Regions from separate parts of the Homo sapiens genome. Here region 2 is linked to region 1. A link is an interaction called in ENCODE POLR2A ChIA-PET data of the cell type or tissue named here. Cell type or tissue: Panc1. All regions are shown on one strand. Links, peaks and the distances in the headings refer to the core of each region. The heading gives the core; the rest is flanking DNA.

The links. ChIA-PET counts read pairs that join two places held together with the same protein. Peaks named below come from ENCODE experiments on the same cell type or tissue, not always from the same donor. Only the 100,000 strongest peaks of a DNase experiment are listed, where the experiment ranks them.
Region 2: POLR2A ChIA-PET joins it to region 1 with 6 read pairs; 1 of 35 experiments calls an interaction of 5 or more read pairs at or near these places.

Annotation. Positions count from the first base shown.
Region 1 is chr10:122,096,592-122,106,732 of GRCh38, forward strand. The region is part of intron 5 of TACC2 (transforming acidic coiled-coil containing protein 2); the gene reads left to right. Among named protein-coding and RNA genes, the nearest start is that of TACC2, 110 kb to the left of the region's middle. In Panc1, for the core only: no CTCF peak of the experiment used is centred there; a DNase peak (open chromatin) is centred at 5,430; H3K4me3 peaks cover 525 bases; H3K27ac peaks cover 4,898 bases.
Region 2 is chr10:121,895,093-121,905,233 of GRCh38, forward strand. It overlaps ATE1 (arginyltransferase 1), which reads right to left. Exons shown (of 12, transcript NM_001001976.3): 6 at 7,299-7,528; 7 at 4,774-4,902. Among named protein-coding and RNA genes, the nearest start is that of ATE1, 28 kb to the right of the region's middle. In Panc1, for the core only: a CTCF peak has its summit at 5,662 (motif pointing left); a DNase peak (open chromatin) is centred at 5,639.

The DNA of each region.
Region 1 (10,141 bases), core at 2,312-7,311:
AGGCTGAGGTGGGAGAATCACCTGAACCCAGGAGGCAGAGGTTGCAGTGAACTGAGATCGCGCCATTGCACTCCAGCCTGGGCGACAGAGCAAAACTCCGTCTCAAAAAAAAAAAAAAAAAGACTGCCCCTCACCAGACTGGGAGGGAGCCCAAATGGGCAGACATGTGGTTTTTCCACTGATGTCTCTGCACTGTTCTTGTCCCGAAAACCTGGCAGGATGAGGAACAGGCCCCAGCTTACAGCATCTCAGCCCCTTCTTTCTTCTCTGCTTTCTTAATGCCTGTTAGTCCAGTGTTAAATATTTTAGCAGCCTGATGACTCAGATGTAGACTGTGAAAGTGTTTCTTTTTCCAGGGAAGGCACTGGAACAGGTCTAGTTACTGATGCTCTTAATGCCCTTTCCTTTTGCAAGCCTGGCCGAGGGTGTTTAGGAATAAAAACTTGCCTGGTTGCTGGGCACGGTGGCTCATGCCTATAATCTCAGCACTTTGAGAGGCTGAGGTGGGAGGATTGCTTGAGCCCAGGAGTTAGAGACCAGCTTGGGCAACATAGTGAGACTCCATCTCTACAAAAAGAAAAAGAAAAATTAGCGTGGTGTGGTGGTACATGCCTGTGGTCCCAGCTATTCAGGAGGCTGAGGTGGGAGGATCGCTTGAGCCCAGGAGGTCGAGGCTGCAGTGAGCCAAGGTCATACCACTGTACTCCTGGGTACAGCCTGGGTGACAGAGTGAGGTACTGTCTCAAAGAAAAGGAGGAAGAAGAAAAAGAAGAAGAGTTGGAGGAGGAGAAGGAGGAGAAAAGAAGAAAGAAGAAGAAACTCAGGGGAAGGGAGTCTATGTCCCGAGAGAGGGCAGGGTGCGCCTAGCAAGGACCCCAATGCACAGTGGATTTGGGTCAGCACTCAGTTTTCAGGCCAGGAGTACACTCGGTGGGAGAAGAGCGGGGCTCTGAAGTGGCCCCAGGGGACGGGGAGGGCCCTGGGAGTAGGAGGGAGGAGAAATGAGGCTGAGGATGAGATCAAGCTGGAGGCTAGGGTTGGTAGGCGGCCGGAGTTTAAATCCTGGCTCCCACTGGAGGGGTGATGCTGGGTGCTATTAGGACTGCCCCAAGCCTCAGCTTCTTTGCAGGTAAATGGGGCTGACAATGTCTCCTGGGGGTAAAGGAGGGTTACAGTGGGGAGAAGATGAGATGAGACACGGCACACCCGACACAAAGTCAGCTTGCAGTGGAGACTTCGTGGACAAGGTCCCTGAGCTGCAGGGGGGCTTCTGGGCAACTCCATCCCCACAGCCAGCTCAGCAGCCACCCAGCAAATGTGCACCCAAGCCAGGCACTTGGAAGGAGAAGCCGAGGGCTCTCTCACCGGGGAAGAGCTGAGATGGGCTTTCAGGACACGCTGGGTACACGCTCCTCTGCTAGAAAGAGGTTTGGGGTAAATGGTTAGGTGGGTAGGTAGGTAGGTTGATGTGGGGCAGGTGAGTGACAGATGTGGTTTGTTGACTCCCAGCCCAGGGCCCAGCACACACGTGAGGAGTCAGCTGTTCACGGGCTCCTGTCTGCTCGCTATGTACCCTGTAGGATCAGGAAGTTGGACATCATGATCCTAGGTTGTCTTTCTAGAAATGTTTGCATGGATATGTTTGTGGCCATTTTGATAGAGAGCTGGTCTTGGCCTCTGGCTAAGAGAATAAGCTATGATCTTGTTTCTTGGAGAATGTTAGATTTGCAGGGCATGGCTCTTGGTTACCCAGCACCTGATACCTTGCATGAGGCACCTTAGGCGCTGCATACGTGTTTGCTACATAATTCAACACAACTAGCTATCAGGTGAGTCTGAGGGTTCCTGTCCTGAAAAACGAGGTCAGACAGCACTTTGGAGGCAGGTGGCTGCGTCTAACTCACGGCTCTGCTATTAGACTCTTTACCCTCGAGCAAGTTCCTTAGCCACCCTAAGTTTCTTGCCTGAAAGATGTGTATAATGCTAGGGTCCACCACAGAGAGTTATGTAAAAAATAACGTGTGAAAAGCTTAGCAAAGTGCCCACCTGGCATGCAGTAAGCACTGAGGTACCAGAGGTTACTGTTTTTATTGCTACTATCATTAATATTACCATCATCACTTAAATGATGATAAGACTATTCTTAAGGTAGATTAATGGTAGGTACCTGTGTTTTTACACACGGGCTCATAGAGTTCACGTACATCTGGCCTGGATTTGTTGGAATGTGCCACTACCCTCTAATGCTTCTTCTCGTCCTGTAGCCTCAGCCTCCCAATGGGGGTGGCTCTCCGTGTTGCAATATTGTATAGGATGCGAAGTGGAGCCATCTGGCACCCGTGGGGAATGCATTCCCTTCCTTGTGGAATCTAGGGCTTTGGGGTTAACCTCTTGCCAGGAGCGGCTGCAGAGAGGCTGCAAGCTAACATTAGTGGGTGGGAGTACGCCTGTGTGGTGAGCCTGGCTGTGCTGAGCACATCTCATGGGACAAACCGCCTCGACAATTTTGGCATGATATTTTGAGCTGTGAGCCCATTCCAAACCCCTAGAGGAAAGGGCAGGGTGAAAAGTCATCTGGCCCTGCCTGCCAGACGCCATAACATAATAGCTGGAGGAGTAGACTGTTCCTGGCAAGTGACGAAGCAGCTGGTATTGAAACATACACATGGCCAGAGTTGGCAGACTGAGAATTTGGAGCAGAGTGTGAGTGCCGAGCCTGGGCTTAAGTCTCAACCCCAGACCAGACTGCCTTTCCAGGCCACCTATGAAGGATGGCTGGGCAGATGCTCCTCTGGCACCTGAGGCTGGGTAGCAGCGAAGCTCACCTTTGAGATGAGGTACCACCTCATGCCTGGCTTGGGCATTCATAGTCATTCATAGTCTCCTTCTGACACACTCAGCTGGAAGGAGATAAAACTCCAGTTTCAGCAGAACGTTCTCCTGTTGAACTCTAATCTGAGTCTGTCCTCCCCAGCAGCATCCACATACTTCCCAAATTGTGGTGAATTAAAGAAGCTGCAAGCACTGGCCCAACTGGCTTTTGCTGGTGGTTTTTCGGCAACCCTCCTGCAAATGCTGTCAGCCAAGCAAAGGAAAGCCAGGGCCACAAAGCACAGAGGCTACAGCTTAACTCAGCTTAACTCTGTTTCTTTACAAGTGGGCTATAAATTTGTGGGAGATAAAACGACTTAATGATCACTGCAGGGTTTAGTTTTGTTTTTTCAAGAAGATGGGAAGCTTATGTGTTAGGAACTACCAGGCTTCTGTTGAAGTGTTGTGTATACCTCTCATTTAGTTCATATTTTATCTTCAATGGAGAGGATTCTGTAAAAATGGAATGTAGAAAATTGCCTCTCCTGGGGTGACACTTTTGCTTTCAGAAACTCTTTGGGGCTGGGCACAGTGGCTGACGCCTGTAATCCCAGCACTTTGGGAGGCCAAGGCAGGAGGATCACCTGAGGTCAGGAGTTTGAGACCAGCCTGGCCAACAAGGCGAAACTCCGTCTCTACTAAAAATACAAAATTAGCCAAGCGTGGTGGCGTGCGCCTGTAGTCCCTGCTGCTCGGGAGGCTGAGACAGGAGAATCGTTTGAACTTGGGAGGCGGAGCTTGCAGTGAGCCGAGATCGTGCCATTGCACTCCAGCCTGGGCAACAGAGCGAGACTCTGTCTCAAAAAAAAAAAAAAAGAAACTCTCTTTGCATTCTGCATTTGGGGACTGTGACTGAGTCTAAGAGGAAAGCTGTAACTCTTCCCTGCTCCTTTCTGAGAAGGAAAGGTCCTGAAAAGCCACTGGCTCTAAGGTCTAACAAAGGCCATTTTGTGTCTTCTCTTCCTTTTTTTTTTTTTTTGAGATGGAGTCTTGCTGTGTTGGCCAGGCTGGAGTGCAGTGGCCCGATCTTAGCTCACTGCAACCTCCACCTCCTGGGTTCAAGCAGCTCTCCTGCCTCATCCTCCCAAGTGTCTGGGATTACAGGCACGCACCACCACACCTGACTAACTGTTTTGTATTGTTAGTACAGACGGGGTTTCACCATGTGGGCCAGGCTGGTTTCGAACTCCTGACCTCAAGTGATCTGCCCGCCTCAGCCTCCCAAAGTGCTGGGATTACAGGCATGAGCTATAGCGCCCGACTGTTGTCTTCTCTTCTTAACCCCTTTTCCTTTGGTATAAAAATGTGGAGAAAGGTGTAAGTGCAGAAGCAGGCCCAGACTGTAAAGACATAAGAGGCAGGAACTCCAGTGTGGCTGAGAGATGTTGGCCAGACCCATGTGCCCATGTCTCTGGGTGACCCCTCTGCCTGCCTTGCCCCTCCCTCTACTTGTAGCCTGTGATGGGACCACATTCTGGTTCAAGAGGCTCAGACAAACGTTGTTCTGTGAAGCCTTCCCGACCCTTCCACTCCCCAGGAGTACCCCTACCTCCCACCAGAGTAGCGAGGTTCCTTTCTGTAGCCTGACAATAATTTTAAGACAGGGGCAAGTGTATTACAGTTTGGTGAATCAGATTTTCTCATTTGCAGAAGAGATTGGGTGTTTTGAGCTGGACAGATCTGGGTTCAAATCTGCTGCTTATTCATTGTAGGACATTTGTCATATTAGTCTCATGAGGTCTCAGTTTCCTCACCTGCAAAATGAGTATAAAATTAATACTTACCTCATGAGGATTCAGTGAAATAGTGCACTGGAAATGCTTGACCAGAGCTGGCACATGTATCACCCAAGGAACATCTATCACTATTGGAAGGAGTCCCCTGCAATGGCAGGGACTGTGCCTGGTCCCCAGTCCTTAGCACAGTGGGCTGCACATAGTAGCCCCTCAACAAATGTTTGTAGAATGATTGTGTTTAGCTGGGCAGGGTGGCTCACACCTATAATCCAGCACTTTGGGAGGCCAAGGCTGGAGGATCACTTGAGTTCAGGAGTTCGAGACCAGCCTGGGCAACATGGCAAAACCCCATCTTTTTTTTTTTTTTTTTTTTTTTTTTGAGACAGAATCTTGCTCTGTCGCCCAGGCTGGAGTGCAGTGGTGTGATCTCGGCTCACTGCAAGCTCCGCCTCCTGGGTTCATGCCATTCTCCTGCCTCAGGCTCCCAAGTAGCTGGGACTACAGGTGCCTGCCACCATGCCCAGCTTTTTTTTTTTTTTTTTTTTTTGTATTTTTAGTAGAGATGGAGTTTCACCGTGTTAGCCAGGATGGTCTCGATCTCCTGACCTTGTGATCTGCCTGCCTTGGCCTCCCGAAGTGCTGGGATTACAGGCGTGAGCTACCACACCCAGCCAACCCCATCCTTTTTTTAAAAAAAAGAAAAAAGAAAAAGGCAGAGTCTCAGGTGCTTACCCGAGGCCTGCTGAGTTGGAATCTTTACAGTCATGCATTGCTTAATGATGGGGAGCTGCTCTGTGAAATGCATTGTTGGGCGATTTCATCATTGTGCAAACATCATAAAGTGTGCTTACGCAGACCTAGACGGTATTGCCTACTACAAGGTACTGTGTGACGCTTCACCCGTCGGTTTGGGCAGTTTATGGGCCACCCTTTAAGTAGCAAGGGGTCTGGGGCACTCTTCTCAACATTGGCTGCACACTGAAAACTCCCACAGAGCTTAAAAAAAATATTGATGCCTAGATGCCACCCCCAGAGCTTCCGGTTTAATGGATATGCGGGTGTAGCCTGGGGGTAGTACATTTTCAAAGTTCGCCAGGTATTTCTACACAACACGGAACAGCTGGCCTAAGGCCTGCAGAAGCAGATCAAACCAACTCGGCTCTCAGATGCTTCTTTGTTGCAGCATAAGACATCTACATCATCAAGCCCACTGCATAGGCTGAACTGAACCCCGTAACCGCGCCTCACTCCTGGCCCTGCCAAACCCTCACACTACTGCGGCTGATCCATCAAATAGTTTATTTTTCACCTTTGCCCTGATGTCACTTGGACATCTGACTGTCTCCTAGAGAAAGTTGTTTTTCTGCCAGAGAAGGTACAGCAGGCAGGGCATTGCTTCCTATTTAGTCGAAGGCTTATTTTAAATTGGGACTAGGCCAAGTTCAAGTGCAGGAGCACACTGGCCCCTGGGAGAGCCTGGCCAGGTACATTTGGCTTGTGAGACCAGCCGTCAGCACTTTGGCTCATGGAACACACGTCTGTCCGAGCAGTGCAGACCTGGCTTGTGTGAACTGGGCTCTGTGTGCCCTCAGGGAAAATGCCGAGGCCACATCTAGAAATTCTGGCTGAGGCTGAGAGCCGTGTGCAGAGCTGCCCCCACACATTTCCTTGTGTATATTTTGGGTTCAGGCTGACATTTCCTCTTAGCATGGGTGGAGGTAATGGCTGAATTTTTAGGAGGCTTGAATCCCTTCTACAAATATGCCTCCTCGCCCTGTAACCAAGTTTTGCTGGGTTGCAGTTCAGGAATGTATCTTGCTGCTTGTACAGCCCATCATGGAATGTGAGGACTTAGCTCAGAAGACTAAAGCACTATTCCTTCTAGGAAAAAGAAAAAAAAAGAAAGAAAGAAGGAAAGTTCCTCAGAGTTCACCAGTGAAATGGATCTTATGAGTGTGAGGGCTGAATTCCTATGATATGGCTGGGTTCCTCATGTCATATTCCCCTCCTGACATGTCTAGAGTATATAAGAAATAACCCACAGTTTAGCTGTGGTCACTGTAGACTGGTTAGGAGTTTGAGTTCTGCACACACAGAGCCTATGTATGAACCGTGGCACTGCTCAGTGTGGCCTCCGGGTGAGTTCACCACTCAAAGCCTGCTTCCTCCATTGCCAGCTAAGGACAACAGCAGTACCTGCTGCATAGGCTCATTAAGAGAATTAAGGCAGAGAAGAGATGGGAGCCACTTAGCAGAGGGCCATCTTTGTGACCAGTGCTCACAAATGGTGCATAATATTATTGTGGTTATTTTAGAAAAGCTTTTAAATTACCTTTTTGGTGTTCTTTTACCAGTTATTAAGTGGGGGAGGCACACTGCAAGTTGGCATGTGGATGGCATTTTGCCACTCTTCAAAGCTGGCAGATGATGGGGTCATCTTCTAGGCCCCACATACCCTTTCAGTTTGAATTCTTGGTGTTTGAGTGAATCCCTGAGATACTGTCCTGTGGGAGAAGAAGAGCGTCATGGGGCAAGGTGGTCCTGAGCTGTAGAGCTGAGGGAGGCTGGCCTGGAGGCGGGGGTCTTGTCTTGCAGGAGAGAGGAAGGATGGAGGACGATGAGCACTGGACTGGGGTCAACCTAGTGGAGGCCCAGCCGACCAGCTGCCTGGTGAGCACTGCAGGAAGGCTTGGTTTCCTGACCTCATGGAGACCATGCTCTGTTTCAAGAGACAGTACACAGGCATTATAAGACTAAAACAGCTCATGGCCCTAAGTGACTTTGCCTCTATTTGGTATTTAATGAATATGGCCTTTTGTCCTTATCTAGAAGGCATTGTCTATGAAGGCAAGGATGTTGTCTTTTCACTGCTGTTTCTGCAGCTCCTAGAAGTACCTAACAAAATGTAGGTCTTAATAAATACTTGATGAATGACTTAATCATATACTTCCTTATTAGAAGGCATTGGAGAGTCAATTCTTACTGCCTAGAATATTCTCTCTCTCTTCTGGTCCATGTCCTCTTCTTTTTTCAGCTCAATGTTTCACCAGTGTCAATCATTCATGGGCCACATTCATGACATTTACCATCTCTGTACACTACTTGTGTTATTATCTACTTACTATCTTTCTATCTACTTACTTATTAAAAATGGCTTCATTTTTATTTTATGATTTTTTTTTTCTTTTGAGACGAAGTCTTGCTCTGTCACCCAGGCTGGAGTGCAGTGGTGCGATCTTGTCTCATTGCAACCTCCGCCTCCCAGGTTCAAGTGATTCTCCTGCCTCAACCTCCTGAGTAGCTGTGATTACAGGCGCTTGCCACCACGCCCAGCTAATTTTTTTGTATCTTTAGTAGAGACAGGGTTTCACCATATTGGCCCAGCTGGGCTCGAACTCCTGACTCCAACTGATCCTCCTGCCTTGGCCTCCCAAAGTGCCGGGATTACAGGAGTGAGCCACCAGGCTCAGCTTTCATTTTTTATTTCGTTGTGTTACTAGTCAATGTCTGTGAAGTTATGAGTTGGTGTGCTCATGGCATCTTTTTCCTAATATGTAAATGCATAACTATTGAAATACTCTAATCTGAGAAATCCTAACGTGGTAACACTGACTTATCCTCTAAAACTCAGCTTAACTATTCCCTCTTCTGGAACATCTCCCCTTACCTCTTCCAACGCTGGTTAAAATATTCCTTTCCCATCCCTGTCATGTGGTAGCCATCGTTATCTGATGATAGACGTAAGCATAAGAACCATGTTGCATCTCACTTTTTAACCCTAGTGCTTTGCACAGGGCCAGGATGTAGCAGCACTTGATAAGTGACTTTGAATAACTAGATGAAACTCCTTTAGTCTAGGGAAGTTCATGCTGTCTGGCATGCATGGGTGCCCCTAACAGGACGCTCCGTGATTCTGTGAAGATAGTGTGCTGTCACTCAGGGCGCCAGCATTCCGAAGCTTCTCTTTGGATGCCCATCAACAAATCAGATGTATGAACTTTGATTTAGACTCCCAGCTCCCAGCAAGGAACCAGTATGCTCTGTGTCTGGGGAGTGTTTGGCCTCTGACCTTCCGCATCACATATTGCCTGTCAGTTACCCAGCCAGCCTTGGATGCTTCCAGTCTCTGGCCTCATTTCCCAGGATTGATAAGGGATGAAATTGGGCATTGGCAGTCTGGGATGGAGGGGGAAGTGATCAGGGGAGAGGCCCTTGATCCAGTGGGGCAGAAGTGAGCCATTCGATGGAATGGAGGTTTCCTTCAGCCTCCTGAAGTTACTTTCCCTAATATACATCATAACCTCAGGTTCTTCCTGCTCTGAACTCTGACTGTACCTGGTGTCTGCTGGTGTTTTGGTTCCGTATTCCTGCTTCTTGCCTCTCCAGCATGTGCCTGTCTTTCCACGTAGCGTCCTGTCTTAAACACTTTTTTTTTTTTTGAGATGGAGTCTTGCTCTTCTCACCCAGGCTGGAGTGCAATGGCACAATCTCAGCTCACTGCAACCTCTGCTTCCCGGGTTCGAGCGATTTTCCTGCCCCAGCCTCCCAAGTAGCTGGGATTACAGGTGCCCACCACCACACCTGGCTAATTTTTTTTTATTTTTAGTAGAGATGGGGTTTCACCACGTTGGCCAGGTTGGTCTCGAACTCCTCACCTCAGGTGATCTGCCCGCCGCAGCCTCCCAAAGTGCTGGGATTACAGGCGTGAGCCACTGCGCCTGGCCTGTCATAAACATTTTCTCTCTCTGTGTGTGTGTGTGTGTGTGTGTGTGTATGTATATACATATACATTTTTTTTTTTTTTTTGAGATGGGGTCTCGCTCTTGTTGCCCAGGCTGGAGTACAGTGGTGTGATTTCGGCTCACTGCAGCCTCCGCCTCCTGGGTTCAAGCGATTCTCCTGCCTCAGCCTCCCCAGTGGCTGGGTTTACAGGCGTCCACCACCATGCCTGGCTAATTTTTGTATTTTTAGTAGAGACGGGGTTTTGCCATGTTCGCCAGGTTGGTCTCCAACTCCTGACCTCAGGTGATCTGCCTACCTCAGCCTCCCAAAGTGCTGGGATTACAGGTGTGAGCCACCGCGCCCGGCCCCTGTCTTAAACATTTTTATCCACTTACTGATTGATGAGCATTTGGGCTAATTTCACATTTTTTCAGTTCCATATGGGCACTCAGAGGGTGATTGCAGATGCTGGTGGGTATTTGAACCATTAATGGTTATTTCTGTGTCAGGCAAATTGAGCACAGGTTTCTAGCCTGGCTTCTCATTTCTATGTGGCTTTCCACTTCTCAGCAAAAGCAAAGTATTGTTGCTACAACATAATTTTAAAGGAAGCTGCAAATGCATAGCAAAGCATTATTTGGTGGACAGGGCCACAGTTACTTCCTAGGCACTGATTTGCCTTTTGTATTCTGCAGGACTCCTTTGGCAAATGATGATGTGCTTTGTGGTCTTTCATTCCTTTCTGAAGCCTTAGGTTTAGTATCTACCATATGAGTGCTTCTCAGCACCACAGTTGACAGCCCTTTGAAGAT
Region 2 (10,141 bases), core at 2,650-7,649, 200 kb before region 1:
ACATGGAGGGAGAAAGCAGAGCCCTCATACACTTCCGGTGGGAATGGTAAATGATTTCACTCTCTGAAAAACAAGTCTGGCAGATCCTCAAAAGGAAAACACATGAGTTACCACGTGACCCAGTAATTCCACGCGTACGTATACACCCAAGAAAATACACATCCACATAAAAACGTGAACGTGAAATGTTCATAATAGAATTTTCTATAAAAGCCAAACAATAAAAACCACCCAAGGCTGAGCACGGTGGCTCACGTCTGTAGTCCTAGCACCTCGGGAGGCCGAGGCGGGTGGATCACGAGGTCAGGAGTTTGAGACCAGCCTGGCCAACATGGCGAAACCCCATCTCTACTAAAAATACAAAAAAACAAATTAGGCAGGTGTGGTGGTGGGCACCTGTAATCCCAGCTACTCGGGAGGCTGAAGCAGGAGAATCGCTTGAACCTTGGAGGCGGAGGTTGCAGTGAGCAGAGATCACGCCATCGCACTCCAGCCTGGTTGACAAGAGCGAAACTCCGGCTCAAAAAAAAAAATTCCATCAATGGATGAGTGGAAAACAAAATGTAGTATATCAGCCAGGTGCAGTGGCTCACATCTGTAATCCCAGCACTTTAGGATTACAGGAGTTTAAGACCAGCCTGGCCAATGTGGCAAAATCTCATTGCTACTAAAATACAAAAATTAGACGTGGTGGCACATGCCTGTAGTCCCAGATACTCAGGTGGCTAAGGCATAAGAATCACTTGAACCTGGGAGGCAAAGCTGCAGTAAGCCAATATGGCACCATGCACTCCTGCCTGGGCGACAGAGCAAGACTCTGTCTCCCCCCACCAAAAAAAAAAAAATCAAACATGTACTAAGCATTAAATAATATACATTTTGCTGGGTGTAATAATGGTACTGTAGTTATATATTTTTTGATGTCTATATTAATAACTTTTAATCTAAGAATAGAGTTCCCTTTTTAAGTGCTTCTTTATTAATTTATTTAAAGAAACTAGGTAATTTATCTAAGTGCCCAAGTGTCATTTTAACGTATTCCTTTACCCCTCATATTTCCTGTGAACTGGTCAGTAGATCTAGAAGCTTGGATAGATCCAGATTCAATTTCTTTAGCAAGAACATTCCACAGGTGGTGGTTTATACTTCTTACTGGATTACATTAGGAGGCACGTATCTGATCATCCCACATTTTAAGTCAGTTAAGATACATACTGAAGGACTTAATTATAAAATGATATGTCTGAGATTTGGTATAAAATAGTACAGCAAAATAACAACAAAAAAGTATGGAGAGATAGATTAAACAAGAATGGCAGCATGTTGAGGCTAGTTGAAGACTGCTGATAGGTATGTCGCAGTTTAAGTATTTCTAAAATATTATTTTTTTAAAAATCTGGCTCCTACCTAAACCTCCAAAAAGCCTCATCCCTTGGTCGGGCACAGTAGTCCACACCTGTAATCCCAGCACTTTGGGAGGCCAAGGTGGGTGGATCACCTGAAGTCAGGAGTTCAAGACCAGCCTGGCCAACATGGTGAAACCCTGTCTCTACTAAAAATACAAAAATTAGCTGGGCATGGTGGCACACACCTGTAATCCCAGAGACGCAGGGGTCTGAGGCAGAAGAACTGCTTGAACCCGGGAGGCAAAGGCTGCAGTGAGCCCAGGCTCAGTGAGCCAAGATCACGCCACTGCACTCCAGCCTGGGAGACAGAGCAAGACTTTGTCTCAAAAAAAAAAAAAAAAAAAAAAAAAAAGCCTCATCCCCTATTACCTCCTAACAGGTACTCTATGTTCTGGCCATACTAAACTAAGTATTAATAGTAGTTCCTCAAAATGGCATACAATTTTACCCTCCACACCTCTGCATTTTGCTAGTCCTGCTGCCCAGAACACCTTTCTCCCTTTTTGTCCTGGCAAACACCTACTCATCTTTCCAGACTTGGCTCAAATGTCACTTCCCTCAGAAAAACCTCTCTAACCTCCAGTTTCACACTAAGCTGGCTGTCCCTACTAATCCAATGGCTAATTCTAAAGGCACTGGAATTGCATACCTGTCTACCACCCCAATTCAGACTATGAATGCCTTTAGTGCTGCTCTAAGTCTGCATAAAGGGACTTCCCAGAGGCCTGAAGCCTACTAGGAGAAGCTCCTGGGGAAGTCTTGAATAAATACACCGGGCCACAGAAACATTTTGTCCAACTATTCCTACCTGCTAAGCAGGGAGGTAGAAAGGCATCATCTCCAGAGCACTAGGAAGGAGGAAAGTTCAGAAAGCAAAAAGACCCCCTGAGAATATCAAAGGAAGCTTCCTAGGCCTAGCAGAATCCTTACTATCTGCAAATGCTATCACCCACAGTGGCATGGATCAACAGGGAACCTAGGACATAGCCTCTCAAAACTGAAATGTGCATCTGAATCCTTTGGAAACCCAGTTTAAGATGTAGATTCTGGCCGGACCCGGTGGCTCATGCCTGTAATCCCAGCACTCTGGGAGGCCAAGGAGGAAGACCACAAGATCAAGAGATCAAGACCAACCTAGCCAACATGGTGAAACCCTATCTCTACTAAAAATATAAAAATTAGACGGCTGTGGTGGCACGCGCCTGTAGTCCCAGCTACTCAGGAGGCTGAGGCAGGAGAATCGCTTGAACCCGGGAGGTGGAGGTTGCAGTGAGCAGAGATTGCGCCACTGCACTCCAGCCTGGCAACAGAGCAAGACTCCGTCTCAAAAAAAAAAAAAAAAAAGTAGATGTTGAATGAATAGGACTGAGAGTCTGTGTTCCAGGTACTGCTGATGCTGCAGGTCTGCAAATGACACTTTAACCAGAAGACTCTGGGGGATCTGGGAAGTGAGCCCTTTCTCAGGGAACATGCAGCATTAACTCCTGTTGTATTAACCCTCTCTTTTTAGCTTACACATCGTGTCATTAAAAAAACAAAAGCAGTCAAAAAATCAAAACTCTAATTCTTCTGCATCTGTTGGCCTCTTTCTTCCAACATACCATGGTTCTACTGTGACAACGATGCCATCTCATTCATTTCAATATCCCAAGACTGACAAAGACAGACCCTCAATAAACGCCCGTTAAACCATATTATATCTAACAGAAGGTCCCCAACTTATAATGGTTGGACTTATGCTTTTTCAACTTTACAATGATGGAAAACGATTCCGTTTTTCACTTTCAGTACAGTATTCAATAAATTACATGAGATATTCAACATTTTATTATAAAATAGGCTTTGTGTTAGATGATTCTGCTTAACTGCAGATTATAAGTGTTCTGAGAATGTGTAAAGCAGGCGAGGCTAAGCTATGATGTTCGGTAGGTTAGGTGTAGGTATTTCTTTCTAATTCACTTGTTGTTAAGGTATTTTTGCTTATTGGTCTGTCTTTCCCATTTGATTATCAATTTCTTGAAGACAGAGACTCCTTTTGTTCTGTGGTGCACAGTCTGGCACACGATGGGCACTCAGTAAATGACTGTTGACCTAGAGTGGATGACTGACCTTATAAACCACTACTTTCAGGTTCCTAGAGAAAACACTAAGAACGCATCCTGAATTTGCAATCCTTTTTTCTAAGGATTTAAAATGCTCACATGTATGAGTCATGTGAGTGTTCACAGAAGTTCAGTAATACACACTGAAAGGGTCATCAGCTCCACCTGACAAGAAAATGGTATATATTATACTTCTTCCCAGACAACCTTATCAACACAGAAAACAACAGTTAACAATACCTCAGTCTTCCCACATTCATCGGGTGGATCCTGGTGTATGGCCACTTGATACTTGACATACAAAGAAAAGGACTGGCTGAAAGACGACTTGAACTCTGGGTCCTCAAAGGAGACAGGTACTAACCTCACCTTCAGAGCAAGGAAAATACAAGCAAATGCTATTGAAACATCTCTGATGATATGCTTCTGAAGGTGAGGCTACAGTAAGATCTCCACAAATCCACGCCAAAGCTCGAACTCGAATTTGTCATGAAAAGAAACCTTAGACGAGGCAGACGGGTGCAGAGACCGAAGTGCTAACTGTACTAAAACTTATGAAAATCTCAACCTCATAAGAGCCAACAATTTGTTCTTTTTTTTTTCTCTCTCTCCACTAATTGTAGTTTTCTGCATAAACTAGAGTCAATATTGTTGTTAATCATGGTGATGATCGCTACTTTTGCCACCTCTACTTATACTAAGTGTTTTAAGCTTTTTTCCTTTACAGATTTTTCTTGGGTCATTTAACTTACAAAATTATTAGCATATGAGTTCTTCTATTAAAATGTTCTACTATCTTCCTTTTTTAGTCCCACTCAATTGTGCAAGGGTAGCACATTAATAAAGAATAATTTAACTGGGATCAATTATTCCTACATACATCTTTCAAATACAGATAAAGCATTAAAATCATGTTAGGCAAAGTACGTATCTACCATAAAAATATAGTTTCCTGAGTTTTCCTCACAGGTATTTTAATTTAGAGCTCTATTACTATCTTTTAGATAAATGCATCTAAAATAGTGACTTTAAATAATTTTACATGTTACTTTGACTCTGAAATTATACATGGCTGGTACTTAACATGGCACTAGGTAAAATTTGCACTTTCAGAATGTCCATTAATTCAGTCTTAGGTCTTTGCAGATATGCTGCAAATTGAACACAAATAAAATGTAGCACAAATAAACCAAGATTTCATTAAATGATATTAAGTGGAAGGGAAAGCTCTGTTTGCACAGGAAAATTACACTTGGCCTGCTGACCTGGCTTTCGGTTGGCGTATCAGGTGGGTTCTTGTGAATAACCATCTGGTAACGTTTATAGACCTGGTAAGACTCCAGAAGTGTGGCTTTGAACTGCGAACTTGGTGGAGATGATCTCACCACCCTCACCTTCAGAAGCAGTTAAAAAAACAAGTTTACTAATTCATTCATTTATTCATTCTGTGGAATATGCATTAAGAGTAACTCCCATCCAAGAAACCAAGTTTCAACAATTATTAAAGCACCTAAATATTTTAATATTAAAAACCAACCAGTTAGTAAATAAAGAAAAAAGTTATTTTTGTAACTTACAGACTCATTAAGAAGAGGACGATCCCCTCTAAACTATAAGCCTCAGCTTTCATGACTGAATTATGTAAGCCTGCCTCTACTGTAAACTGGCAGAGTATTTCCAGCACTCGTACACACACGACACATACACACACAAATAAATACCCTCTAGTTGTGCACAACTACCAGTAATTCTAAGAAAGACTAAAAATATGAATACATTTTTTGGCCACTCATTCATCATTGCTAACCCTCAACTTAAAACTTGACTGTTTGAGTTAAAAAGACCTCATAAAGTTTTCCTACTTCATAGCATAGTTAACAACCATGACTCTGAAGTCACATTTCCTTTGTTCAAATCTTACAATGTCACCATCTTGGTCAAGTAACCTTGTAAAATAAGGATAAGTTTAAAACAGTAATTGCACGCAGTAATGGCTAACATTTACTTTAACATTATTTACTAGCCACTTAAAATGTATTAGCAAAACAGAACAGTAAAACAGTCAAATGCAATGCAATGAAAACAGCTGGAAACTGGACATGTGTGCCGTGAGACGTAATTCTATGAAGAAAGAGCGACACCCAGTGGTAAAAGATCTCTATACATCCTGAGTATCATTACATTCAAAAAGTACAAGTAACCACTGGAGAACTGTTATGTTAAGCGTGCTTGGCCTCCTGAATACATTACTATTTATGATCAAAGATAAAAGACACCTTGTAAAATATTTTAAGTAGTGTATTCAACTCTGTTTACAATTTTGGAAGGACAAAAAAATCTGTATCCAAATCAGAGTAGCCAAGGAGTTATAAAAGCTAAAATCTGGCCAGGCAAGGTAGCTCACACCTCTAATCCCAGCACTTTGGGAGGCCGAGGCGGGTGATCACCTGAGGTCAGGAGTTCGTGACCAGCCTGGCTGACATGGTGAAACCCTGTCTCTATTAAAAATATCAGAAATTAGCCGGGCGTAGTGGTGGGCACTTGTAATCCCAGCTACTCAGAAGGCTGAGACAGGAGAATCGCTTGAACCCAGGAGGCAGAGGTTGCAGTGAGCCGAGATCGCGCCATTGCACTCCAGCCTAGGCAACAAGAGTGAAACTCCGTCTCAAAAAAAAAAGCTAAATTCTACGTCTGATAATACATATACTGAATTAAGGCTTAGAATGCATGAAAGTTAATTTTTATTATCAGGACTTCAGTGATAAGTGATATTTTTAGATGATAGTAAGCTACAAAATTCAAAGGCTGACCAGTTACTAATCACATATGAGAATAAGATAAAAATCATTATGGCTAATGTTTTTGAATTTTTTTGAGACAGTCTTTTGCTCTGTCACGCAGGCTGGAGTGCAGTGGTGTGATCTCAGCTCGCTACAACCTCCACCTCCTGGGTTCAAGCAATTCTGGTGTCTCAGCCTCTCTAGGAGTTGGGATTACAGGTGCACGCCACCACGCCTGGCCAATTTTTATATTTTAGTAGAGACGGGGTTTCACTGTGTTGGCCAAGCTGATCTCAAACACCAGACCTCAAGAGATCCACCTGCCTCGGCCTACCAAAGTGCTAGGATTACAGGTGTGAGCCACCACATCCAGCCCTTGTTTTTGAATTTTATATATGAGAAACTAATACTGAGAAATCTTGATCTGATCTAGAAACGAAAATAAATTTGGAAAAATGGAGGAATTTGGCTCTAAAAGTATTCATATTATGCCCAAAGTGGTTTTGGCACTAATGAGAGAGGATTTCAGCAGTACAATTTAGCCCTATTTAGATAATTCCTAACTGCTGGCTTATGTATATGACACCATTTGCTGTCTTTACCAAGATCAGAATATTATAATGGATGAAATAGTGATTTGCCTTGTGTAATCTATTGTCTTTCACTATCTAAACCAAAACTGCTAAAAACACAATTTTAAAGAGTATTTCTTTCATTTTAACTATTAAATTTCAATCAAGGTAGCATGCTAAAATTGACACTGTTTTCACAAGTTTGGTGGCCAACTATGTATTCTCAAAAAGTCTTTTAAAAAAAAAGGAGTTTCCCTCAAACAGCAGTTAACTTAGTAAATACAAATGTTACTTCTTCCCAGTTCTCTTTAATTTCTTTTAAATTCTCATTATTTAACTAGCAAACATCAACTAATTAGAACTTCAAATAAAAATAAACGATATGCCCAAACAAAAAAAAATCATAATAAAACAAACAACAAAAGTCCTCCAAAGTACCTCTAACTTGTGTGATGCATTCTCTGGTAAAGACTCAAAAATTAAATCTTCGAGTGATTTTGGCTGGTTGGATTTAGCCTTTGGTGGAAACAAAGATGGTGGGTGACCTTGAGCCTGGAAACCCTCAAGTTCTCCAGCTGGGTTCTGCTGCATTAGTTTTAACCTTTTCCTTTCTTTCCGGATTTCCTTTGCTTTTCGACATGGAGGCTTACTCAAATCAGCCCCTTTGCCTAAAAAGAATTTTAAAATATTAGACCAATCACATTTGGTTCTAGAAAAGTTTTTTCACATGTCTCAAAGATTCTACAGTGTAAGTCCAAAGAGTTTCAATGGTTAGGCTAGCTTTGGGGTAGATGTTTCAGAGGATCCTGATACAGAGCTGTAAGTGGATCTAAAATTCTACCTTAGAAGTGGGAGTTGCTAGAGAAAGTAAATAGCACAGAAACTTTCCAAGGTGGCTCTTACTGCTGAAAATCTTTTTTTTCTTTTTTTTGAGACAGAGTCTCGCTCTGTCACCCAGGCTGGAGTGCAATGGCATGATCTCAGCTCACTGCAACCTCCGCCTCCCAGGTTCAAGCAATTCTCCTGCCTCAACCTCCCGAGTAGCTGGGACTACAGGTGTGTGCCACCGTGCCTGGCTAATTTTTGTATTTTCAGTAGAGATGGAGTTTCACCATGTTGGCCAGACTGGTCTCAAACTCCCTTGGACAGACTGGTCTCAAACTCCTGACCTCGTGATTCACCCACCTTGGCCTCCCTAAGTGCTGGGATTACAGGAATGAGCCACCAGGCCCGGCCCAAATATCTTTTTTTAAAAAAAAACATTCATCCACTTCTCTGCCTTTGTGAGGAAGAACACAATCAAATCAAAGTACCTGCTGCATTAAAAGGACACTGCTATCTCTGCCCAACATTTCTGAGGGACATTTCTCTGAAAGCACTGGTAACATAAATACTTAGGAACCAGGTATAAAGGAATACTGATCCCAGCGCAAACACTGACAGGTTTTTTTAAATTAAAAGAATCCTTGTGCACCTGGAATTCTAGCACTTTGGGGGGCTAAGGCGGGCAGATCACCTGAGGTTGAGAGTTCGAGACCAGCCTGGTCAACATGGTGAAACCCCATTTCTACTAAAAATACAAAAATCAGCCAGGTGTGGTAGCACACACCTGTAATCCCAGCTACTCAGGAGGCTGAGGCATTAGAATCACTTGAACCCAGGAGGCAGAGGTTGTGCTGAGCTGAGATGGCACCACTGCACTCCAGCCTGGGCGACAGAGTGAGACTCTGTCTCAAAAAACAAAAAAGGAATCCTTGCTTAGTTGAAGGTATCTGTGTCTTTCTCCAAATACTGCAGGTATTTGGGTCTCATTAGTTCAGCTGTAGTTAATCAGAGTTTTGTTCTAATTAACAGACCAAATATCAAACTGACATCCCTTTAAAATAAAAAAATTTTTACTATTATAAACTAAATAAAAATACTTAGAAAAAAACCTGGAAAGGAGACACCATGGTAACAGTCATTTTACTTTGTTTCAGAAACAGAGACAGGATTTACCTTTCTTTGTAGTGTTCTCTTTTCTCCAAATTTTCTTTTTTTTTTTTGAGACAGAGTCTCGCTCTGTCACCCAGGCTGGAGTGCAGTGGCGCCATCTGAGCTCACTGCAACCTCTGCCTACCGGACCATTCGAGCAATTCTCCTGCCTCAGCCTCCAGAGTAGCTGGGAATACAGGTGTGTGCCACCATGCCTGGCTAATTTTTTGTATTTTCAGTAGAGACGGAGTTTCACCATGCTGGTCAGGCTGGTCTTGAACTCCTGACCTCGTGATCCACCTGCCTTGGCCTCCCAAAGTGCTAGGATTACGGGCGTGAGCCACCGCACCTGGCCGAATTTTCCAACAATGAACATTATGCTAGTAATTTTTTAGAAGATATTAAAGAAATAAGGTGTTTAAGATCCCAAAACAGCCCGGTGCAGTGGCTCATGCCTGTAATCCCAGCACTTTGGGAGGCCGAGGCAGGCAGATCACGAGGTCAGGAGATTGAGACCAACCTGGCTAACACGGTGAAACCCTGTCTCTACTAAATATTAAAAAAATGAAGCAGGCATGGTGGCGCACGCCTGTAGTCCCAGCTACTTGGGAGGCTGAGGCAGGAGAATTGCTTGAACCCAGTAGGTGGAGGTTGCAGTGAGCTGAGACTGCGCCACTGCACTCCAGCCTGGGTGACAGAGCGAGACTCCGTCTCAAAAAAAAAAAAAAAAAAAAAAATCCCAAAACAGGGTACTCACAAACCATATCAAAGTCAGCAAAAAAAAAAAAGGTTTATAAAACTAGCAAATTCAGTTTTTAAAGAGAAGAAAATCAAAACCTAGAGTGGTTAAAGGGCTTGCCTGAGACCATAAGCTGATCAAATGAAAACCAATCTGATGAGAAAATAGTGAGTTCACAAACAGTTCAGACTGTATCACAACTTCATTAACATGTTTTCTAACTAAAAATAAAGTTTACTTATTAAAAAATGACTTTAAATAAGCCTAAGTTAAGTCTGAACCAGGTAACAAAAGACCATTTCTATAACTATTACTCTACTGACCAACAGAATTACTTTTCTTGGACTACAGACTGTGTCTTTTCTCAAATTTGCTCTGAGCACACACACTCTGTCTGACACAAGCTGCCTGAGGTCATGGACGAGGCTCTGTCACTTGGCTAGCTGACCTTGGGCACGTTTCCCTGTCTGTACAAGAAAAACAAAAACCAGTCCTACCTATAGAGTTCCTGTGAGGATTAAATGAGTTAATACCTGTGCAGCTCATAAAAAATTAACTGCCATTCAAT